2 separate regions of the Homo sapiens genome follow, and region 2 is linked to region 1. The links are chromatin loops, found by intact Hi-C in ENCODE. Cell type or tissue: Panc1. All regions are shown on one strand. Each heading gives the region's core, and the rest is flanking DNA. Links, peaks and the distances in the headings are about the cores only. Region 1 overlaps VSIG1 (V-set and immunoglobulin domain containing 1). Region 2 holds the start of LOC101928335 (a long non-coding RNA gene).

What was found. Peaks named below come from ENCODE experiments on the same cell type or tissue, not always from the same donor. Only the 100,000 strongest peaks of a DNase experiment are listed, where the experiment ranks them.
Region 2: it touches region 1 in a loop (2.4-fold over the local background); 3 of 110 quality-filtered maps call a loop at or near these places.

The regions. Positions count from the first base shown.
Region 1 is chrX:108,065,681-108,075,564 of GRCh38, reverse strand. VSIG1 (V-set and immunoglobulin domain containing 1) reads right to left here. Exons shown (of 7, transcript NM_182607.5): 3 at 8,431-8,629; 4 at 2,733-2,888; 5 at 2,196-2,315. Among named protein-coding and RNA genes, the nearest start is that of PSMD10, 21 kb to the left of the region's middle. In Panc1, for the core only: CTCF peaks have their summits at 3,126 and 3,334 (motif pointing right); a DNase peak (open chromatin) is centred at 3,372.
Region 2 is chrX:107,928,167-107,944,130 of GRCh38, reverse strand. LOC101928335 (a long non-coding RNA gene) reads left to right here and starts at 8,151. Exons shown (of 4, transcript NR_110395.1): 1 at 8,151-8,339; 2 at 9,451-9,496; 3 at 11,011-11,101. MID2 (midline 2) reads right to left here. Exons shown (of 10, transcript NM_012216.4): 10 at 12,494-15,964. It also overlaps the pseudogene TMEM230P1. RefSeq lists enhancers at 7,160-7,863, 7,864-8,568, 7,935-9,134. In Panc1, for the core only: no CTCF peak of the experiment used is centred there; DNase peaks (open chromatin) are centred at 8,360 and 8,780; H3K4me3 peaks cover 1,335 bases.

The DNA.
Region 1 (9,884 bases), core at 146-8,145:
AGCACCAGACCTTCAAGCCCTGAGGTGTTGTCTCTGGAAGACCACATCTGGGTTATAAGCCAACCCAACCCCATCTGCCTCCCCTCACACAAGGATGGACACCTTATATTTTGAGCTGCCTGATAATAATTCCTTTAACTTTTTATGATTAAGAGAATATAAGTAAATAGTTTAAAAAGTCAAATAGTTCTACTACATGTCTCACAAAAACAGCAGTTCCCTGCCCGACTCCTTCCCGTTTCTGAGTCCCATTCACGAAAGGCAACCACTCTTAACTCTTTTTAAAAGTCTTCTTGCCCCCATGTTTTTATTATGTTTGCTCTGATATGTCCTACCTTTTTTCCATTCCATCATTTTCTTTCAACTTCGTACCCTAGAAGTTGGAGATTGAGCTCTTTTACACCACTCCCCTCACACCCACCATGTTCTTCCAAAATAGTTATATCACAAGTTTTAGTTAAATCCAAGTTTGCAGTAGTATGGCTATATAAATATTGTTCACAGCTGAGGAACACAGTATACTATGATTCTTTCTTGTACAACATTTACAAAAATTTTCCCGGAGGTTAATAATTGCTTCATTTGGGGATTAATAAATGCATTATCACTCATCCCGAAATTTCCAACAAAACCATTAAACTTCTTTCAATTGATTCAAACATATCAGATGATATATCAGTTTCTTGTGATTTTTCCCTCAGAGACATGCCATGTGAAGCCCTCCATTCTCTTCCCCCATCATGACCTGGTTGCTCTCCTAAGCCTGCTGCTCTACCGTCATGCTTCAGCTTTCCCATTTTATAGATGATGAGGCTTTGCAAGTTCCTTCAAGATCCTGCTCAAATAGCACTTTGTTGGTAAAGCCATCCCAGTTCTATAAGCATAATTTTCCTCCCTTGGTGCTCTATAGACCCTGTTCAGACTTCTATTATAGGATTTAGCATGTTTTAGTTGTGTTTGTCCCTCTAGCTGAACTGTGAGCTCCTTGAGTATAGGACATACATCTTCTTTATCTCTGTATCTTTATCACCTAGGACAGTCCCTGGAACACAGTAGATATTCAATAAATATTTGAGGAAGGAAGGAAGAAAGAAGGGATGTGGGAGGGAGAGAGGAAGGCAGTGCTGGACATCATTGGAAAAAAGACTAGAAAGGAAGCAATGCTCAAGTCCAAATCCTACATATCTCTACATCTGCAGTATGATTGTACCTCTGAGAAGGCAAAAAGATATTGAGGGAATTCTAAAGAAAGATAACAGAAATGATGCAGGAAATATAGCTGAAAGTGATATGAGAATAAAGGAGCAAACTTCAGGAGAAATAAAAGGAAGAAAGTTCAGGTGCATAGGAAGAGCAAAAACCCACTGGAACTTGCCATCCCTGGATATGGCATATATTAAAATCACAAATTCAAAGTAAGTTTGAAAAAAGATCCTAAGTGTTATTAAGTGATCCTTGAGATGTTTGGTGAGATATTCCTTGTGAGGAGTTGCCCCTGGGTCAGCTCAATTGGACAATTCCAGGAGTCTTAAATCTTACACTCAGAGAGTGAGTAAGCACCTTCGAATAGGAAAATTGAGGTTTAGAGGCATCCTGGCTCTGCCAGTTACTAACTGGATGACCTTGGGCAAGTCATTTACTTCCCTGAGCTTCAGTGTTCTTTTCAGCAAAATGAGGCCGACAATAGTCTGCCTCCCTAGATAGGGGTGGTTGGGAGGAAAGAGTGAGATAATACTCAGCATAATTCATGCTCCACAAATAGTAGCTACCGTGATTGTGGGTACGAGTGTTATTATTATAATACTATTATTATTAGTGGCAGATCTTTGCAAGGTATATGTTTGTCAGAGCTACAGTGTCACCTGGATTTACCAACAGCATCACAAAGAGAAATTCAGCCTGCTGTTATCAGAAAGGCTTCTTTTTTAGTATTGAATAGTAATACCTACCTTCTAGCGATTTTGTGAAGCAAACAAATTGCTTTTTGTAAAGGATTTAGGGCAGCATATGGCATATATTATTATGTGAGCATTAGATATTAGGATGGTCATTCATCATATCAGCCTGTATATAAAGCACACAAATCTCCAGAGAAGCAGGAAGCACTAACTGGGGATCCTAACTAATTTATTTGTCTGACAGGCCCAGACTACTTGATTTAAGGAGAAACCGTTAAAGTTGTATGGTCAACTCACGTGAAGAAGTGAGATCGATTTCGCAGGAACTATTGCCAAGTCTGTTGATGGCAGTACACTGGTAATAACCTTGTTCAAAATTTGTCAGATTTCCAATGACCAAAATCCCGGTGGTTGGGTCTGTTGAAACCAGGGAATAGACTTTTGAGATCTCTTCTGTGCATACAGATAACATCAGTGTAACAGATCACTCAATGTCCACCCACTCCCCCATATTGGCCTCTCTTTCTTGAGATGTTCAGGATTCAACTAGGCCCCTCAGGACTGTTCCAGTGCTAACTCACCTGGGACCATGCCTGTTCCCTACATATTCACCATCTCTGAGCTGGCTTTTAGAATTTGGGGAGTAGACCAGAACACAATCATCGTGTTGGGAGACAGGCATTCTTTTTACATTACCAGCCGCCCCCCTCCACCCGCCACCACTGAGAAAACAAGAAGATTGAACTGTAAGGTCAAGCAGCCAACCACACACTCCTGCTGTCATCCAACCACAGACACCAGGCCTTTCCAGGGTCTACTGCAGGTTACACTTACTGAAGTTTTCTTTCACTGGCACGATGTCTCTTCCCTCAAGTTTATGCCAGTAGTACACAGGGGAAGGTGTTCCAAGCGCAGAGAGACAGGAAAGGGAAATAGTGTGGCCAGTTTCTGGTCTTCCTTGAACGCTACAAAGGGGCTTAGAAGGTTTCACTGTAAGGCAATGACAAAGAATAAAAATTCTTTAGGATGAATGGCATTCTGTGACAATTGCAGTCACTTCCTCACTTTCATTTTGAATAATATGTGTGTTTATTTATTTTTAAAAAAAATTCTTGGCCAGGCGCAGTGGCTCATGCCTGTAATCCCAGCAATTTGGAAGGCCGAGGTAGGTGGATCACCTGAGGTCAGGAGTTCGAGACCAGCCTGGCCAATGTGATGAAACACCATCTCTACTAAAAATACAAAAATTAGCTGGGCGTGGTGGTGGGCGCCTGTAATCCCAGCTACTTGGGAGGGTGAGGCAGTAGAATCACTTGAACCTGGGAGGCAGAGGTTGCAGTAAGCCAAGATCACGCCACTGCACTCCATCCTGAGCAACAAAGTGAGACTGGGTCTCCACACACACAAAAAAAATTATTAAAATGTATGTTGGCAGTTTTCTGCTTGCACCACCAGGTGGGAGTAGAGCACTTCAGGTGCAGGGCCCTTCTAGTCAAGAGGCCATTAAGATTCAAATAGTGACTCCTCTGTCTGCCTCCTCCTCAGATTTATAACCATGAATTTCCGCATTGTGTCTTAAAATATGCCTTTATTAAAACAGCCAAATATAAGCAAATACTAAATGACCAGGAATATAGTTTATGCTTTAAAAGCACAGTTTTAAAGGAAAATAGAATCCTTAAATACTCTGAGATAACCTATTATTCTTTTTAAAATATTTAATGCTGTATTTCTCTTTTCTCTCATGATTATTTTCTTTTTTTTTTTTTTTTTTGCATTTGTTCATCTGTGGGTGACACAAATAGTTGAAAGGTTTAAATTTGCCTGTGTGCATCATCAGTAGGGGAAGTCCATTTGGGGGGTGCACGCTACTCAGCACTGAAATATTTATTCATCCTTCACTCAGCAAGCACCCATGCCTTCTGTGGGCCTGGCATGGGACTAGGCACCAGGAATTCAAAAGTAACTTTCACACAGTTCTAAAGTGGGGTGGGAGAGGGATGAGAGATGACTTTAGAGAGGGGAAGAGGCCTCCAAGACCACAGCAGGAAGAACAGGTTTTAGGTGAAGGGGTGACAAGGAGGAAGGGGTACTAATGAGGTCAGTCCGGGACATAGAGTTTTAGCTGCTTATGAAAACATGTCAGGGGAGAAGTCCTGTGGGAAGCTGGGAATCTGAATCTCCTCATTCATCTTACTTACTTGCACGGTTTATTCTATCTTACATATCTTATACATTTATATATCTATCATATCTACATATCTATCTTATATCTCTTATCTTAGATATTTATTTTATATCTATACATCTATCTTATACACCTTATATATCTATCTTATATACAGACAATGATGTAAATTTCTATACTTTCCAACTCACCTTGCTTATCTTCATTTTGCTCTAGAACCCTTTAAAGCTTAGGTTCTCTAATTTAGGTGAGTTAGACATGAAATGTGTCATATTACTCAGTCCTACAGCTCTTACCTGAGACGCAGTGGTTAAGGGCACAGCTCTGGATCCACACAGAATACGGGCTTTGTAACTCTACCCTGGATCTGTATAGGCAAGTTACCTAACTTAGCCAAACCTCAGCTGACTCATCTGTAAAACGTGACTAAGAGATTATCTAACCTCTGGCTGATCCAAGTATTAAATACAATAATAAATATAGGGCCTAGAACCTGGAATTTCTGTTGGCCACAGCAGCACTAATTCCTGCTACTAAAGTTACTCTCCCATTGACTTCCGCTCAGTTCAGCCTTCCCAGACTCTCACTATCTGTACACAGGTGCGAGAAGACAGATGCATATAGCTATAATTCTTAAACAGTTTACTAGCCCTATCTTTTAAGCATGTGTCTTTTTAATTGAAAGGAATATCCTTCTACTTAGTTCTTTATTCTTTCTTATCAAAGATTTTCTCAGGTAGGAACAACTTGTTGGATGTGCCTATCCTAAACTAAGCTATTTAACCAGAAGTCCATTGCAGCTATCACTAGATTTAGATACTGCCTTTTTAAAAAGATGGCTATTGTATAGCCTTTACAGCAGAATAGAACAATTTGAACAGAAAATTAAATGGGGGTGTTTCATCACAAAGTTGGACACCAGGACTTGAACTAAATTATGGCAAAAACCTGGAATGACTTGCACTCATTTCTTGAGCCCAGAATCAAACCCAGATAGGCATTTTTTTTGCTTAGAATATTTTTCTCCTTTTATTTTTTATTAACAAAACATTTAGTGAATCACTTTGAACCAAGTCCCAAACCTATATATTTTCTAAAACTACTGACCCAGGATTGAACTGAAATTTCATCCAGTTAAAGTCCCCAGTGGAACTTGGGTATTTTACTGGCAAAGCCATTGATCTACCATTTAGCTTTATTGCTTTCAACAGAATTGGGGTGGGAGGAAAAGGCTCAGCTCAGAAAAAAAAAGAAAAAAGAAAAAACAAAGTGCTTCAGTAGGTTCTTAAACCTTCCCTAAATCAATCATTTTCTTTTTATGTGCCAAATTGCGGAAGGTAGATGATGCTCATTCCAAATGCACACAAAATAATTATTCAAACTTGATCTGGGTATTTTTCAGAGATTAATTTTCCAAGGTTGTCATACCTAATGGAAAGCTCTCAAATGAATGGCCATCCAAACCACCTGGTTCTTTGCCCATTGCTGTTTCCTTCACCTAAACTGTGCCTTGCCATCTCAGCCCCTCTTCTTCATCACACACTCTTGCACATCCTTCAACATTCAGCACAAAAGTCACTTTCCTCAATAAGCCTTCTCCAATTCCTGATACAGCTTTTTGCCCTTTCCCCTGTGCCCTCATAGCTCTCCTCTCATACCTCCACTGAAAGCTTTTATGTTACGCGTCTGTCTCCTTCACTAGACTGAATTTTAGAGGGCTAAGACCCTATCTTTTACATTTCCCCATGTCCATTGCTTAGCACAGTAACTGGCACGTGTGCTCAGGGTTTGTTAAATGAATTCATGCATGAACGAGTAAATGCATGGGATTGATGCTCACTGCTGGGTAACAAAACATCTGAAAGATACATTGCTATGAGAGTCATCTTTAAGGAAATATCAACACCTCTCCCCACAATTAACCTGTCTCTCTTACCCACCTGTCCCCATCTTGCCTCACCTTTCAGTCAGGGCAAGCAAAATTGTCACTCATATACAATGAGATTTGAGAATTGCAAATAGTCGCTGCAATTTTTAGAGAAAATTAGCAGTCTCAAATTTTCCAAAAAGCCTACATTTGGAGGAGGCCTTTGTTCTTTGCCCAATTAACAAAAACAATATTTTTTAGAGTTCCTAAACAAACAAGGAAATCCACAGACCCTTCTGCCTCTTACCTTGTCTGGATCCTGGCTGCTTAAGGAAAAGTCATGACACAGAGCTATCTGACACAAAGACTCATGGGAAAAAACACCTCTGAGATGAAGTGACCCTCAACTTCTTATGGAAATTGATTTGGGATCCTCTGAGCTTTAAATTTAAGAATATTAACCTTCTTGTCTAACTTTATCTCAGGGCTATTTCCAAGCTCTGAGATGAAGAGACTTGGCTTCTTTAGATTGTTTCTGGTCAGAACATCCCAGAACCAGGAAGCAACAGAAAATCATTAGCTAATCCCTCCAGTTTTTGAACATTTAAAAACCCCTTTGATCTCCAGTATTTCATTTTATAGGTAAAATAACAAAACTGTTCATAACAAACCTGTAAAGAAGACAGGGCAGAAATTATAACCCCATCTCACAATGGTCAGAGAAAGGTGGACTGACTTGTATAAGGTCACTGAGTACAGAGTAAGATCTAAAACTCAGGTCTTCTGAGTGCCAGTTTGATGCTTTGGCATTTATAGCACATCACTTAGTTCCCATGTATATAACTAACTAGTTGATATGGTTTGGATCTGTGTCCCCACCCAAACCTCATGTCAAATTGTAATCACTAATTTTGGCGATAGGGCCTGGTGAGAGGTGACTGGATCATGGGGGCGGATTTCCCCCTCGGTGCTGATCTTGTGATAGTGAATGAGTGCTCATAAGACCTGGTTGTTTAAAAGTGTGTGGCATCTTCCCCTCCCCTTCCTCCTGTTCCAGCCATGTGAGACATCTTGCCTCCCCTTTGCTTTCTGCCATGATTGTAGTTTCCTGAGGCTTCCCAAGAAGCTGCTATGCTTCCTGTACAGCCTGCAGAACCGTGAGACAATTAAACCTCTTTTACTTATAAATTACCCAGTCTCAGGTATTTCTTTACAGCAATGCAAGAATAGACTAATACACTAGTCTTCCAAACTGAAACAGAAACTCTCCCAGGAATTTGCTTGAGTAATACTTCTCTTGTCTGTTCCTGTACCCCAATTCCTGGCACAGAACTCAGTAAGATAAAAATATGATTGATTAAGCTAACCCACTCTTAAAAAATAGCTCTTAGGTACCTTTCCCTCTTTCCCAGGTGGGTAGATGCAGTGGCAAACCTCACAGTAAATGTCAGCTGGTTCCTTTGTGGCATTACCTGAGTGGCAAGCCAGGACAACTGTAAACAGTTCTCTTGGGTATGCACCTTGTTACCAATTGCTGCTTTTCCAAGCTACTCAACTATTAAGTCACTGATTTGATGTAGTTCCTCCTTTCTTGTGATGTGTGCACACAGCTTGAGAGCAGCAATGACTAGATCAGCTTCATTTGGGGCTACCTAGAAGTGGGAAAATGCTCATCTCAACTGGTCTGTCTGTAAGAGTTGAGGATTGGCAGCCCTTTCATCCCTTGCTTCGATACTTCCCAATACCAGCCTGCAGATGGAAGTTTAGCCCACATTGTCCTCTCAGACAGAGATTGTAAGGACTTCTAGAAATGGCCAAAATTGGGAGCTTCCCAAGGGCAAAAACAACACCTCCATCACTGTAACTCAATAAATACTGAACAAATGAGATTCCAAATTCATTTTAAGAGCAGATACGGCTTGCCCAATATCATATAATGAATATTTGTATGTAAATATGTTGATTCTCAACACTAGATTAATTTCAGTCCTTTTTCCAAATAACATTAGCATTTTAAAAAAGGGACTCTCCTGTCTTTATTTAAAAGAATAATTTAATGGTGGGAATTGTGTCGAGCTTAAAAGGAATAATAAGTTGACAGTAGTCTCCCCCAGGTAGATCTGGCTGTAAATGGAGGTTTCCTCTAAAAGAGTTGCTAGTGATCATTTTGTGGGACAGTGGATTGTCTCATCTGTTCTCATTCCATCCCTCAGAGATAGGGATCACTGGAGGTTGGGTCATCTACTGCTGTCATTTTGGCAGCCCGTTTGCACAATTGTTCTGCATGTTTTATGAGTGATTTCTCAGTGTTACTGTTTTGGTTGGGCTGGTGGCTTGTCTCTATTTCCCTGATAATGAAAATATTAGGGAGTATATTTACCTACAGAGACTTAATTGGCATCATAACTCACTGTCCTGGCTCATTCAGTGTCCTAACTTTTTCCAAGAAAAGAAAAAGCAGAAAAAAGTGCTCATACCTAACACACTGACGTTGAGGATGCCTTGGTTTTGGCCGAGAAAGTCTGGGGGGTTGTTAACATCGCAGATGTAAATTCCACTGTCTGCTGGCTGCATATGCGAGATAGTGATAGATGCATTACCTGGATCGTTGGACCCTGTAATTCGATCTTTAAATTGCCCGATGGCTACAGCTTGTCCACCTTGAGAAAAGTAAATCTAGACAGAAAAATAACAGAAGTGAGAACTGGAGAGAGTCCAGGACTAGGATAAGCTACCTGAAAGCTTCTTCTAAACACATTACCTTTGATAAAGAAGCAGCATCTTCCCCCCACCAGGAACAGGTCCCTGTGGCCAAGGTTTCTCAACTCAGTGGGGCACTTTAGTTTGCTCACAGCTGCGCATTTGGCCCTCAGAGCAGCTCTGTGATGTCATCAGGGCAGGGATTAGTATGCCTATCTTACAGAGGAGGAGGCAGCTGGAGCTGACAGGATTCAACACCTAAGCTTGGGCTAGGAGATCAAGATGCTCACTTAATGAATCCACCTGAGAGAAACTCATTATGTAGAACACAAATGTCTGATGGGAAACCAAAACCATCATTTTTTTTTTTTTACCATTTTATAAACTTCTTAAAATTTGAATTTACCTTACCCAGTGAGACTATCTGGTTTCCTTAAATGTTCAAATGTTCATGCTCCTTTTAGACACACCTACTCTTTTGGATAGACAAACTTGGGTTTGTTTTGTTTATTAGAAGCAAAGCGGAAAAGCATCTTAGAAATCATCTGGTCCCATCCCTTTATAGTGGTGTTGTGAAGATGAAACTAAGAAATCTAGTAAAGGACCTCGGAAGTGCTCAGCCAATGATAGCTACCATCTTTCTCCCCATGTGGCAGAAGGCAGAACTGGAATTCTTCTGTCATTTAAACAAATAAGGCATCTCAGACCCAGAGAGATTAAGTGACCCATCTGAAGCCACAAGGGCTCATTTATTATTATTATAACTTATTAAACTTAAGATCTGGATTCTAGTCCCATTTCTATTAAAGAGCATAGATACTTAGATCATAATGGCAACTGTGGGAGCAGCATGATGTGGTGGAAAGGGTCCTGGTCTAGGGGTCAGGTGGCTTGAGTTAGTCACAGCTCTGCCCCTCACTGTGATATAGTTAGGGGAGGTGGCCTCTAGTCATGCCTCCATGGCAGCCTGGTTTTAGATAAGAAACAAAGTTATTTAATCTCTCCAACCTTTACTTTCCACATCTGAATGAGAAAAGAGAGTAATGTTTTCCAAAGTATGATATGTATTTACCAAGTATAGGCATTTAAGTTGATTTTAGGTAGTATATAAATGAAAACTTACAAATTTCAATGTGTATTAGAAACAGAAAAATCTAGCACATTAAATCTATGACTTCCTGAATATTGTTGCATAGGGTAGATTAAGGTAGATATTTTTTAAGATTTTAAG
Region 2 (15,964 bases), core at 3,444-11,443, 130 kb after region 1:
CCTCAAGGATCTAGAACTAGAAATACCATTTGACCCAGCAATCACATTACTGGGTATATACCCAAAGGATTATAAATCATGCTGCTATAAAGACACATGTACACATATGTTTACTGCGGCACTATTCACCCTAGCAAAGACTTGGAACCAACCCAAACGTCCATCAATGATAGACTGGGTTAAGAAAATGTGGCACATATACACCATGGAATAATATGCAGCCATAAAAAAGGATGAGTTCCTGTCCTTTGTAGGGACATGGATGAAGCTGGAAACCATCATTCTCAGCAAACTATGACAAGGACAGAAAACCAAACACCACATGTTCTCACTCATAGGTGGGAACTGAACAGTGAGAACACTTGGGCACAGGGCGGGGAACATCACACACAGGGGCCTGTCATGGGGTGGGGGGCAGGGGGAGGGATAGCATTAGGAGAAATACCTAATGTAAATGACGAGTTAATGGGTGTAGCAAACCAACATGGCACATGTATACCTATGTAACAAACCTGCACTTTGTGCACATGTACCCTAGAACTTAAAGTATAATTAAAAAAAAAAAAAGATGCAGGAGAAAAGTCAAACAGTGAGTAGGGACAGAGGAGGTAGAGAGGAAATCAATGATGATCAAAGGGAGTGTTCAACTTCCCTGTAGTGCTCTAATCTTTCAAAAGAAAAATGTATTCAAGTATCATGTGTGTAATTAAATCAATAAATAAGAAATTAAAAGGCTATATAACAATATGAATGAATCCTGTTATGTAAATATATATAAATACTTATTTATTCACACAAAATGCATGGAAAGAAGATTGTAAGGACACTCACCAAATTGTGGACAGTTGGTTGTTTATTGGGGGTTTTTTGGGGGTTTTTTTTTGGTGAGATGTCAGAGAGCAGGCAGGAAAGGGAAGTTTGAAGATTTACTCTCTCTAAACCTGTGTATTATTTTGATCTTTTACCACAACAATATGCTTATATATTATTAATTTAAAAATAAAGACTTGGAAAAAGTCAAAGACACATGGTTAAGTGAAAAAAGCTAGTTGCAAGATAACACAGTATTAACCTATTACATAAAAAGAAAACCAACGCACCAAAAACATAAATATTTTGCATGTGTTTTATATAGGTAGATAAAATTGCAAATGAAAAAAAGAACAGTTGTCACATTTGAGGTAAGGCATTAAACTGGGTAGAGGTGAAGGAAAATAATGAGGTGATTAAGAGCCCAGCTCCAACAATAATTAGCTATATGACCACATGCAAGTTACCTCTTTATGCCCTCAGTGTCCCTATCTGTAAAATGGAAAAAAATAACAGTACCTATTTCATGGATTGTTGTACTGATCTCTTTAAAGCATTTAGAGTGATGTTGGGCACAGTAAGGCCTGTATAAGCATTTACTCTCATTGTTACACATTTCTATATTTTTACAATTTTTATAAGAATATATTCATATATTCCTCACGTAATTCCTTGTGTATTCCTAGTGTAATTTTAAAAATAAAATTTGAAGCATAATATTAGAGAAAAAAATTTACAGAATGGCATATTGCAATTTTGTTAAACTTTTATTTTAGGTTTGGGGTACATGTGCAGTGCAAGTTTGTTATATAGGTAAGCTCGTGTCACAGGCGTTCGGTTTAGATTATTTTGTTATCCAGGTACTAAGCATAGTACCTGATAGTTATTTTTCCTGATCCTCTCCCTCTTCCTACCCTTCTCCTTCAGGTAGTCCCCACTGTCTCTTGCTCCCCTCTTTCTGCCCATTGGGTCTCATTATTTAGTTCCCACTTTTAAGTGTGAACACGCGGTATTTGTTTTTCTGTTCCTGCCTTAATTTGCTAAGGATAATGACCTCCAGCTGCATCATGTTCCTACAAAGGACATGATCTCATTCCTTTTTTTTTGGCCGCATAGCATCCCATCATGTATATGTATCACATTTTCTTTATCCAGTCTATCATTGATGGACATTTAGGCTGATTCCATGTCTTTGCTATTGTGAACAGTGCACACTGCAAAGTAATATATAATTAGAGACAACTTAAATTGTCCATCAATAGGGCAATAGTTAAATAAGTCATCATACATTAATAACGTGGAATACTTTGCAACTCTTAAGAATGAGTTGGGCCAGGCTTGGTGGCTCACACCTATAATCCCAGCACTTTGGGAGCTGGAGGAGGAAGGATTGGTTGAGCCCAGGAGTTTGAGATTAGCCTGGGCAAAATGGTGACACCCCATCTCTATTTGTATTAGTAATAAATTTTTTTTTTTAAAAAAAGAATGAATTGGATGTCTATGTATGGACACTGAAATATAACCATTGTGTATTTAACATTCTTTAAAGTGGTGAAATGGTATGTATCATTTTTATATATTATATATGTATACATCTATTATATGTGTTTACATATTATACATGTGTATTTTATGTATACACATACACATACACACATACTCCCCTATACTAACATACACATAAACTGGCCTTTCACTATTTACCCTATATACTTATGTGTTTGATTTTTTTCTTTGAGACAGGGTCTCACTCTGTCACCCAGGCTGGAGTGCAGTGGCATGATCACAGCTCACTGCAGCCTTGACTTCCCCAGGCTCAGGTGATCCTCCCACCTCAGCTTCCAGAGTAGCTGGAACCACAGGCATGCGCCACCATGCCTGGCTAATTTTTTATACTTTTTGTAAAGATGGGGTTTGTCCAGGTTGTCCAGGCTGGTCTCAAACTCCTGGGCTTAAGTGACCCACCAACTTTGGCCTTCCAAAGTGCTAGGATTACTGGTGCAAACCACAATGCCTGGCCTGATTATTTTTAAAATATGATCATGTCATCCAAATATTACCAATGCTCGTAGTATAAAGCCCCAAATCCTTAAGGGAGCCTGCCACCCAGCCTCAGCTCATATTACTCTCCTATGGCTAGAGTATTACTTAATATGCTCTAGTCATAGGAGATATTTTTCAGTTCTTCAAATTACTATACATGTTCTAGCTTCAGGTCTTTGCACATGCTGTTTCCTCTACCTGGAACATGTCTTCCACCTACCCACCATCCACCTTCATCTACCCTAATTTATCTTTCAGTCCTCACTTCTTCAGGGAAGCCCCCCCTAACTTTCCAGACAGGGTTAGGTTCCTCTGTTATAACACTTACAGAACCCTTATTTTTCATTCATAGCTCTTTTTTTTTTTTTTTTTTTTTGAGGGAGTTTCACTCTTGTTGGCCAGGCTGGAGTTCAATGGCGTGATCTCGGCTCACTGCAACCTCCACCTTTTGGGTTCAAGCGATTCTCCTGCCTCAGCCTCCCAAGTAGCTGGGATTACAGGCACATGCCACCATGCCCAGGCAATTTTTGTATTTTTAGTAGAGACAGAGTTTCACCATCTTGGCCAGGCTGGTCTCAAACTCCTGACCTTGTGATACATCCGCCTCAGGCTCCCAAAGTTTTGGGATTACATGCGTGGGCCACCGCGCCTGGCCCATTCATAGCTCTTATCACAGTTTACAGCTTTCTATTTATAGGTAGGATTATTAATGTCTGTTATTACTCCTGTTAGACTGTAAACTCCATGACAGCATGATTCTTGTCTGTCTTGTTACGTCCTGACATCTAGTAAAAGTTCAGTAAATATTTGTGAAATAAATGACTGCTTTCCGTTAGTTAGGATAGACCTTGGCTTTGGCACTGGCTCCATTTTCCTCTCCATTTCAACCCCTGCCATCATGTAAGCAACATCAATGTCTGTGGATGACTCATCCAACATGCTAGCCTCACTGCCCTTTGAGCTCCTCTACTTCAACAACCTCTGACCGCATGCCACTTTCTATGTCATTACTAGCCGTTAGTTTCCTGGACCACCCACTAGGCATGGAGCTGCTCCACTTTAGAATTCCTGAACTCTACTAGCCTAATCTCTGGCTACAACCTCCTATTCCAGTTACTTCTTGGTTCTCAGAATACCCACTCCTCATTCTCTTTCTTTTTTAAAAAATTTTTGATCAAGGACTCATTTCACAGCCAAACATTTTTCATTCTCATCAAGATCTCCCATCCTTTGATTTCTCCCATTCTCCAGCTCATTATCACCTCATGGCTTCAATCCCTACCCAGTGTAGGTGCCATTGTGCATCACTTCAACCTCTTTTTTGCTGGCTACTTCACTGCCCTTGCCATTTTTAATCTACCATTTATTGAGCAATTACTGTGAGCCACATTACATACATTATCTCTGCAATCTCTCACAAAACCCTTGAGGTGGTATCAGCATTGTCCCCTTTCAGAGATAAGGAAACAGATTCTAAAAGAGGTCAAGTAGACTTCCAGGGCACTGGCCCTTGCTGGGGTGGGCTGGGTGGCAGTTAGGTGGCACAGCCTTGGGTGCCTCTGCTGCCAACTGTGAGCAAAGTCTCGCCACTGGCAGCCTGGCATGGCACTCCAACTGTAGCTGTGTCAGTGTGTTATGATGCCCTCCCACATCAACCTGGCTGGAATCTCCGTAGTAAAGTGATATACTCAAGGCTCTCCAGCACAGATGATGGCTACACTGACCTCCAGTTTAAGAAAAGCCCTCCTAAGATCCCTTATAAGGCCACTGCACTTGCCACTGTGCTCTTTTTCGATTGGTGCCTTTCTCATTATCATAGGCTCACCTTCTGGCTACATCAGCAAAGCGGGGGCAGACTGGGCAGTTCCAGTCCTGATCATTGACATTCTGGTATTCCTGCCCAGATTTTACCACCTGCACAGAGCCTACTATGCATCCAAAGGATTACTTCTAGGGCTTACCAGGATTACTTCTAGAGGTTGCTTCTAAAATGACATTCCAAACTTTGATGACTAGCACCCAGTTCAGCCCCTAGGAGAAGAGTTACATTGAGACTGTGCCCAGCTTCAGGATATTGAGCAAAAACCAAAGCTAATTAAGGGTTAAGGAATTCTGCAGTTTACAGAAGTTTAACAAAACAATGGCCAGATTGTATGGGTCCATCCCAAAAAATGTTAACTGAGCTTACAATTTGCTAATTAAAACATGCTCTATTTTTCATCTCCTGGCCCTGGCAAAAGCTCTTGACAAGTTTTTCCATATGAATATGTATTACGGAAGAATAGTAATGCTAACTGTCTGAGAAAATGGGAGGTTATTCTCTAGTGGAAAGTGTTGTTCCCACCACCCTCCTTAGAGTTGAACATTTCTTTTAAATAATCTTCATTGTCCATTTGTTCTTGTAGCAAATGGAATAATGCTGTATGTCTAACTTCTTATTACTAAGTAATTTATTTTTAAAATATCTCAATATCTAATCTCCTACATTTATGTCTACCTTCATGTTCTGGCGGAAGACCTTGGTAAAGTCAAATATCAGTGTGGGTCCATCTGTAACATTTTTTACTTGTTTTCTTATTGATAACAACCAGGAATTTTTTTAACCACAGAGGAAGTTTTTAAAATGTAAACGCTTTCTCTATTTACCAATCCTTGGCCAGTTCCAATCCAGTTCACCAGTAGGTTGGGCAGCATATAATTTGGGTCGTTGGGTCTTTTGTAGATCAATATGTTCTGTATATCATGTCTTTAAGTAATGGACTTTTGGTTGTTTCCTAATGAAAAATGTAGATAAGTGGTTATTATTTAGAGTTTATAATTCTATTGCTAGCACCTTATATTATGATGTCATTCTGCTAAAAATCGAAAGACTCAGCCTGGATCTCCAGAGGACTAGATTGTCTTAGGTTGAATCTGTTTCCTAGCTTGCAAATGTGACTTATATTAAAAAGAAATTAAAATGTTGAAATCCCCCAAAAAGAAGTGAAGTAATTTGTGAAAGATCACACAGCTAGAAAGTGGTGGAGCAGGGTGCAGTTGGGATCTGAAGGAGATATTTCTGACTCCAAGGTCTGTGCTCCAAACCAGTAGGCTATTTTGCCTCTCAGAGGGAAAGATAACTGTGACTGCAACATGGAGAACGAAAGAGGGAAGCAGGCAAATGTGAAGGCTTGAAGACCATGGCAGCAATCCAAGTGAGAGTTGATGGTGGACTAATAATTGTCTACTTGAACACTGCAAATAATTCCAAATAAAGTCCCACTTACTTCAGGCGTGTGACTTTACAGGATGAACTTGGTGGGCTTTGGCTGACAGCACAACTAGGTATGCCTACAAGAAACCAAAAGAAAACAGTAGTTTAAGACATTCTTTCAAAATAAAACTTTTAGCTTTAACTTTTCTGCAAATGTATATATAGATATACGTGTATAATATATATATATATATATATATATATACACACATATTATTTATTCCTAGGTATGCAGCCATTTATTAAAGGCTTCCCATGTTCTGGGAATTTATTTAGTCTTATTTAAACTTCCAACTACCCTGTGAACTACCATTTTATAAATGAGGAAAGTGAGGCTGGGTGCAGTGCCTCACGCCTATAATCCCAGCACTTTGGGAGGCTGAAGCAGGGCTATCGCTTAAGGTCAGGAGCTCCAAACCCGCCTAGACAACATGGCGCCATCCCATCTCTACAACAAATACAAAAATTAGCCAGGCGTGGTGGTGCGCGCCTGTAATCCCAGCTACTTGGGAGGCTGAAACAGGAGAATCACTTGAACCTGGGAGGCGTAGGCTGCAGTGAGCCGAGATTGTGCCACTGCACTCCAGTCTGGGTGACAGAGCGAGTCTCAGTCTCAGTAAATAAATAAACAAATAAATAAAGTGATGCACAAGAAGATAAAGAAAATTGCTTAATGTCACACAGTTAGTTAATCGTAAAGATGGGATCAGAACCCAAGTCTGCTGCTCTCCTTCTAGTCACTTACCCAACGAAGTCCCAACCTTAGTTAGACTCATACTCCCTGACATCACCCACAGGCTGTCAGGGCCGGGGCGCGGGGCGGGGGACGGAGGGCGGAGGGCGGGGACGGGAATCACGCAAGAAAGCAACACAAATCTCCACTTTCCAACTTTATCAAGGAACTAACCCGCAAAACCTGTGGCTAGTGATCCGCTTGGGAGGGGCCGAGCTTTATCCTGAAGGCCACGAGGCACCCTTCCTCAGTCTTACTCTGGGCAGTGATCCCATTTTACACTCCCCACTCTGCTGGCACCACGTCCAACAGGAGCAGCAAACCTAGCCTCAAAGCCACACCAACCCAAGGACAGCTGCTGTTCCATTTTTTCTCTCATAGAATCAAAAGACACAATGGCGGATATCAACGTAATTTATTTGGATCTTCTCCCCTTTTCAAACCATAATCTAGGGTCTACAGATGACCATCAGTGGGTTCACGAACCCTCTGTGCTTACATGCAAACCATGGGCATTTTTTTAAAGGAGGTGGTCAATTGGTCAATAGTTTTCCTTATTTTCAAACGGTGCCATGTGCATCCTACTGCCCACCTCAAGAAAAACAAAAAGAGGCTAAGAATCCTAACTTTAAGCTCTGCCAGCAAGAGCTTCTCGGCCATCTTTACTCTCAGTTGCGCATGCACCTGGCTCCCGCCTTCCTTCCCGCTCTCCCCTCTCCACCACCCATGCAACCACCATGCACGCACTCCCAACACACGCACCCCCCCATGCACGCACCCCCACGTACGGACCCCCACGCACGCACGCACTCCACGCGCACGCATATATATTAATAAATCTATATCCCCTCACACACACCTCCACGTGCACACGCACACACATCCCCCACGGGCTTCTCGGTGAGTCTTCACGCTCGAAAGCATCTCCATGTCACCACTCGCACACTGCCACGTCCGCACCTGTGTAAATCACATCTTCGCATGTCCCCCACACATCACACGCACACAAGCGTTCCCGCACACGCGCGCCTCCCCACGTACGCACCTCTCTATACCCCTTCATACACACTCATGCCTTCTCAACACACGTACCAGCCCACTTGCACGCACTTGCAAGCGCTTGCACCCTCCACACGCACCGCTCGGAGCTTTTCCCCCTCTCTCCTCCCAATGGCTGGCTTCTGGAGCCGACCCTTCCACGCGCCCCCAGCTTCGCGGCAGCTAGGTCCCTCCCCAGCGCGCTGAGCTCACAGCGCAGGAGCCGGTCGCAGCCACACAGGCCGGTCCGACGGGACCACTGCTTCCCTCCTCACATCCCAGGAGACACCAGGTGGGGCGTGGCACCTCCCACACACGGCTGGAGGGACTCCCAGGATTTCCCGTCCTTCCGAATTCGTGGGGGGTCAGAGGACTGCGGGGAGGCGTTTCTCATCCTCGCTGGGGAAAGGACTCACCTGGTTCCCAAAGCCAGTTTGCTCTTCCTCTACTTCCTGCCAGAGGGTAAGGGATTCCAAGAGAAAGACAAGGTCTTTAGGGCGGAGAAGGGGAAATGACTCAGAGAGGAGGCGGCCCAGAGGGAGGGGCTGGGCTGGAAAGGGAGGGTAGTGGGGTGCCGGAGGGAAAGGGGAGAAAAAAGAGGATGGGAGAATCGCCTCGGGGGCAGTTTTGGGGGTGTCTAGCAAAGACCTGGAAGGCCTTCCCGGTTAACCCTGACTTCAGGAGCTGCTGCACTGGGTCATTTGTTTCCTCAGTGCTGGGCCTTAAACTTTACCTCGTACCCAAAGCAGCCATGGCTAAGACCCTTGCTAGCAGCTCACCAGGCATGTAGGAATCTGCAGGCCTGGGCATGGGCGCATGGAATGATTAACTCTTCATGTTCGAGGGAGCCAATAATAGTCTTTACCTCATAGGATTCCTGGGAGGATTGAATGAATCACTGCATCTCGAGTGCTTGGCATAGTGCCAGGCACACTGTAAGCAACCAATAAATGATAGCGCCTATAATTCAAAAAGTCTTCATTCGTTGATACTCTGTCTTCTCTCTAGATTATGAGTCTCATGAGGGCAGGGATTATGTGTCTTATTCATCACTGAGCTCCAGCACCTGCCACAAACAGACTATCAGTAAAATATTTGTTGAATGAGTGAATAAATGAATGGCGGAATAATAACTTGGAGTGGTGGCTGTACCAGGACTCTCTCCTTTGCCTTTTAAGGGATGTATCTGTGGGAGTTTGGATTGGGAAGATCATAATTGGAGAAGGTGGCACACAGGACCCCTGTTAGTTGCTGTATCAAGTGACCTACTCTGCCCTTGGAAAGTAGAATATCTTTGGCAATTCCCTGCATGTACACATTGAAGACTCTCAGATGACTGACCTGAAATTTGAAACAGAGACGCCACTAGCTAAAACAGTATTTGCATTTTGTACAGTTATCAAGCAGGATGGGGGAGAGGGCTGAAGCAGAAAGCTCAAAAGTAATGGTAGCAGCGGATTGGCAAGGGAGGTCCAAGTGAAGTGAAGTGTGTATGGGGAAGGATAGTCACCCCAAAAGGGATTCTGATGATGGTCCTAAAGTAACAGTAATGTCATCCACTTCTCTGTCCCAGTCGTAGGATTTCTGATGATCTGCCCTGATGTCCCAACATTCTTGGGGTAGGTATGCACATCAAGCTCCTATCACTACCTTCACTAAATTTGCATTTATGGTAATTCATACTGTTAGGGCTAGAAGGGACCTTAGAAATTACCCATACTCTTTAATTCCTAGTTGAAAAACTAAGTGCCAGAGATGGCGAAGGACCCAGGCCTTGGAATTCTCTGGCCTTGGTACTGAATCTTTCAGAGACTGAATTTATTTTATATCCTAATTATGCATTTAATCTCTGCCCCATCCCCACCCCCAACTCCCAAAATACTGAGAAGAATGAAAGGACATGAATGGAAGGTCAGCAGAAGGGAAGAAGAGAAGAGGTACTTCAAAAGACCCTGACTTTACTTCCTTTTGCTTTGCCCTGAGGAATTTACCTGGACCTTCAGCTAGTCTCTGCATGAGAATGGCTCTACCCTGGCACCCTAGTCACCTGGCAATATCTACAATGGTCCCTCGAGCAAAGACTTGAACCACAGCTAATCTGAGTCTTGGTAGAATGCCTGTGATCCTTCCAGAGCACAAAGGATGGGAGGCCTGAGAGGAGCTGCTTCAAGATCATCTCCCACTTGCCTCCTTATGTCCCTTGGCAAGTTTCATGAGACAGATTTTCATAGCCTCCCACCTCCCAGGTTCTGATGAGGTACAAGACTTCCTGAACCACTTCCCTCAGAATAGAGCTACAGACTATAAAGCCACTTAAGTGCAGTCTATAATTGGCTTCTTAGCAGTGAGGTATCCCACAACTCACTTGGAAGTCTTCTGGTCCTTTTTGTTTCAGTGTCATCCTTTTTGTTGTTTGGGACAAGGACCATTTGGGGCTGGAATCTTTGACTGCTTTTTCTTTCACTGTGTAAATAATAAACTGTTTGAATTTAAAAGTGATTCCTTGTATCTTTACCTACTAAATCAGTCAGGCCTTGGACTTGGACTTGGACTTGGACTTGCCATATGTGCTTGACAGCTGCTTACTGTGAATTTCACATTTTTGGCTATCTCATGACCCTCTCTTACCACTGAGGGAGTTAAGTCGAACAAAGAGCTGTTGACCATAGTAGCTTTTTCTTATCACTATACATCAAAGGGAAAATCAGCCCAAATTCCATTTTCTGGGACTTTTAATCTGCCTGGAAGAGCAACAGATCCTCTTCGTATTCTGTGTGCAAGGCCAGCCCTTGTGCTCTAGAAGGATCACAGGCATTGTGCTAAGTGAGACTCAGTTCTCATCTATATCCCCTTTGAAAGAGTCCTCTTGGTCCAAAATATTTCCCCTGGCAGGGGCTTAGCCTGCCAGGGCATTGTCAGCTGACCCTTCTAAACTGGAAAGTCTGATGCTTGCCCTCCCCAACTTGTCAGTCCCAAGTCAGACACAAAAACATTTTCCCTAGAAGGTTCTTGTTAACATTTCTTGTTTTCTGAGAAACAATGTCTTGTTTTCTGTGTGAATTTTGCCCACATTCCTCCATTAGCACATTATTGGTGGCTAATTTATTAATTCTTTTAATTGTTCCCTTTGAAGGAGCCTGGCCTTAAAGAACAATGGAAAGAAGCAGTCATAGGAATCCTGGACCAGGAATATGTGCCTGAGAGGGATTATACACCTGGTGCTGGTGAGTTCACCCAACTTCACAATGTATGAGGTGGACTACTTGTCATTCTGCTTATCAGATTCTAATTCTATTCAACCAGCATTTACTAAGCACCTACTATGTACAAGTCTCCATGCTAGATCTTGGTAAGAGCTTCCACTTGCACTCCAGTGTCTCTATAAATGCTCCCTTTGTCAGCTACCACTATTAACTCATTGAGTTCATAGATGTAAAACTATCTGAGAAGCAGTATTGAATTGGGTACTCCATTATAAATGTTAGGAATATTTTTCATCTTAATATCCCACCACAGAAATGAGAAGAGTACTAGGAACATAACTAGTGGTTAAGAACTGCTCTTGAATGACCCGACGAGATCAGTCGCAATTGTAATTTGTGTATTGTGCCCAACAGTATAGGAAAACCACCTTGATCCTCCATTCCTGGAAATTCATGGTGGAGGAGAGTCATTCTCATTAGCTGTCATGCTATATACATTTCTAATAAGCTTGTAACAACCTATTTGGTCTCTGTTACTCCTAACCATCATAACTGAGACCACCTCCCTCCCAAATACAGGCTCAGATTCACTGAAACTCTGGGACCAATTCTATTCTCAGATGGGGAAACATAAAGAATCCCATATCTGCCCTGTCCTCGCACATTAAATGGAGATGGCCTTTCCAAACATCATCACACACACACACACAAAATATTAAAATTTTAGCTATGGGTAATAGCCTCATATTTGGTATTTGCCTAGGTTGTTCTTCAATTAAACCACTAAACACACAATGTTCCAAATTCTTTTCTCCTTTGAATTTTACTCCTTTTACCTTTGGGCTGTAGTTCTTATAGGCCCCTGGTCTGATGACCTGTTTCAAGTCACTTCTCTAGCTGCCGCCCTTGACTGCCCTGCTTCATTCACTTCATATCGCATGATCCCTTTTAGTCTTAGTGCCACTACAAATCTGATTAAGATATGCCCAATTCTAGCCCTGAGGGACCTCCTGGCTTCCTCCCAGTCTCCTCCTGCAGGCCAGCTGTTTTAACAGTAAGTCAGCTCACTTGCTTCTGGTGCTACCCTAATCTTAATCAATGGGTTCCAGCACTGGGATTTTATTTGTTCTTTAATTCTCAACTTCTGCTCCAATCTCTAAAACTGAATGTGTCATGTTTCCTTGAACCCTATATCTTCATTTCTTTGGTCTTCTTGACCATATCATGCTCCTGAAATCAAAGTCTTCTTGATTGGATTTTGAGCTCCAGACCCCCTGGGTCCTTTCTGTCCAGATCACTACCTATTATATGATCCTTGGTTTCCCCTAGTCACTTACCCAATTCCAGGAGAATCCACGGCCATCTTCCTTTTAGTCCTCCCCCAATTCAACTCCAGCGAGAGACAACAAAGAATTCATGAATACATATATATTTATTTAATTCATAATATAGCATTTTGGATGGGCTGGAATATTGTAGAGAGGGATGAGGCTGTGTAATCCACAGATGCTCATATTTCTGTCACTAGGAGAGACACTATTGGTCCAGAGCTCCCAATACAAACAGGCGTGGGGTAAAGCATTTGATAAAAAATAGTCCAACAATAGTCTAATAAATAGTCTAGCCAATAACAACAATACAGCATATGTCTGAAGCTGGCAGACTACACCATAAAAGGCAGTTTTGTCTGACCTGATGGCAATCAGTTTGGCCAACCTGTAACACACAGCCAAATACAGCCATTGGCTCCAAGGCTGCAGTTGGCTTCAGGAGCTAGAAATAAGTGTAGGAGTGGTTCTTACCTACCTGCCTGACACTCTCCATTCCTTGGAGGAAGCAGTATCAAATATTTGAGTTTATTCAAAAGTCCATCCGTGGATTGCTCCATCTTGGTAGTCATATATAAATATGTAAACCATGGAAGTTTAGAAAATTCACCTAGAGTGTTTTAGCCGAAAAGAACAGATAAGTGATTTTGCTGCAATCTGAATTTCACTGCATCTAAAGATACACATAGAATTGTATAATAAAAACACATCCAGATGCAGTTACTCTTACTTACAAGTAGCCAGAACCTCAATGTGGCATTAAAATTTCTTTCATACTCTCAAAACAGGTTTTACTTTATTTTTGATTATTTTTGTGCTTTCTTCAATAAGACAATATAAAAAGTGGAAACAAGCATAAATTGCAGACATAAAATAATCTTCTGGTAGAAACAGTTGTGGAGAACAGGTTGAGTAGAGCAACAACAACAAAAGCTTATGCAGTCACCTTCTTTGAAAATGTTAAATACAAGTCCTATTCTCTTTGTCCAGCTGGGTTTAGCTAGAGGTAGCCAATTACTTCTCTTAAGGTCCATGGCATTGCCAGGATTCTATAAAAGCCAAGTTAACTGAAGTAAATATCTGGGGCCCATCGCACCCCCACTAAGTACTTTGTCACCATGTTGTATCTTAGAAGTCATTTTTCACTGTTTGACTCAGAATTTGGGACTTCAGAGTCAAACTTCATTGCTTACTCCAAACCCAGTTTAATTCCCCACTTTTTTAAGTAGGCTTAGCTTTGAGTGATTTTTGGCTATAACCGAAATGTAAATCCACCTTCAAACAACAAAGTTTGACAAGACTGAAATGTTACTGAAAACAATGGTGCCATATGCTCCAAAGACATTTCCCCAAGATAACTGCCAAAGAGTTTTTGAGGAGGACAATGATCATTTATTATGTAGGAGCCTTGATATCTCTGCAAAATAGAATTAATACAGCTCAAATGGAGTAGTAACCAAGCTTTTCTGCCCAGGAAGTAACAAACATCACTACGAACATGAGAGTACAAGAGGAAACTTTCATAATGCATTTTTTCATTCATACATTCATTCAATAAACATTAGCCAAGCTAATGTTCCAAGCACTGTGCCAGGTATTAACAATATAACAACAATAAAAGACACAGTCCTTCCTCTCAAGGTGTTCAGTCTAGTAGGGAAGATGATTATTCATTAAAATTTTTGGTGCATCAGAATCATGAGGAGCTTGTCAAAAATGTAAATTCCTGCCTATGTTCTCAGATATTCTGGTTAGGTCAGGAGTGGGAACCCAAAATCAATTCTTTTAACAAACACTAAAGGTGATTCTAACACAGGCGGTGTGAGGACCACACTTTGAAAAACACTGCTATACAATGTGATTATTGCTGAGAGAGGGGGATGCTTGGGGTGTCTTTGGATCTCTAAAGAGGGATGCATCATCAAGTCTAAGGAATAAAGAGTTAGTCTGGTTGAGAGAGATAGAGGTGAGGAAAGGTAGTCCAGGATAGAGTCAAAAGTAGGGTGGGGAAATTAGATCTTTGTCCCAGGGCACTAAAATCTAAAAGACACCACAATAAATGAACAGTTTTGGAGAGCCAAGGACAAGGCAAAGGAAATTGTTCTACTGGAATGGAGGTTGCATTTTCTGTACTTACAGCATTTTCACACTATTCCTTTAATTTAAGAAAAATTTCTGTTGTTTACTCTGGGCATTAAAATTGTTAATCATGTTTCTGCTGCAGGCCCAGAGAATAACTTGTGTGAATAGTTGTGTAAATAGTTAAACTTGGCTACCTTAATCAATGTGAGGGGGAAAGTGGCAAAAGATTAAGCTGTGTAAGCAAACAGGGACATGAAAACCCAGACTCTGTAAGGAGTTGGGACCTTCTACTGGGTGCTAAGGGAGCCAGTGAAAAGTTTGATGAAGGGGAAAAAAATCATTTTTTTTTGTTTAAGAATTTGGGGATATGCCCTAGGGAAGAGACAAAGGTGACTGAGAAATGAAGGAGAAATGAAGGACATACATTTTAAAGCACTGTTACGCTGTATTGGAGCTGGGAGTAAGGAAAGAGATTAATATTTATGGCACACTTAGGAAATGTCAAGCGCTGAGCTAAGACAGTTTACATATGCTATCTTTTTTAACCTTTGAAACAGCCTTGTGAAGTAGACATTATTTTACAGAGGAGGAAACAGGCTCAGAGAAGTGAGGTACTTGTCCTAGGTCACAACGCTAATAAATGGTACAGAAACTAGGATCATTTGAATCCAAAGGTTATGAGCTTTCCACTACAGCAAACTATTTACCAGCACTGATGAATTTTACTGAGGTTGTTCATTTCCTGATTAGCAGTAAGCACATATGGTATTTAAAATCAAAAAAGATGACATTGCTGCTAGATTTATATTTTTGAGCCTTCCTTGTGTGTCTGCATCAGTCTTGCCTTCCACATTAAGTGAACAAACAATACATAACTGTTATTGGGGAGGATTATATACTTTGTTTCTTCCACAGAATAGTAAGCCATTTGGCAGCAGGTAGAGCATTTTGTTAATATGTGCACTCCCATGGCAGTAGTTTGGTACCTGGCATCTAATAGTTTATTGAATGAATTAATAAATGAGCATCCACCAAACTAGGGGAAAGGAAGAGGGGAGTTTTGACATTTCAAGTCTCCAATCTGAGGGAGTTGTTATGGCTACCACTTTGTAATTTTACAACAGTAATATTTTCACAAATCCCAGAAGACTTCCGAAGCCAACTTAGCTCCTGGAAAGGGGAAAGCTCTGGCTCTCTGACATCCCCAATCCCTTCGATGGAAATTTAAAAAAAAAAATCATAGACTACAAGGCTCCATTCCCTTCAACTATACTGGTTAGGACTGGGATGAAGTTTGTCTCCATTTGCGTGGAGGGATTGGCTAAGAGAATGAATACTGTAAACAAGATTGCAAAAGGAATGATTATTTATCCTATTTAAGAAAACAAACTGTTTTCAGACATTCTTGAGCACTTCAGAAGTGTTTTATCTGAAAAAGCAAGTACATTTATATGGGAATAGTTGGTGCATCAAT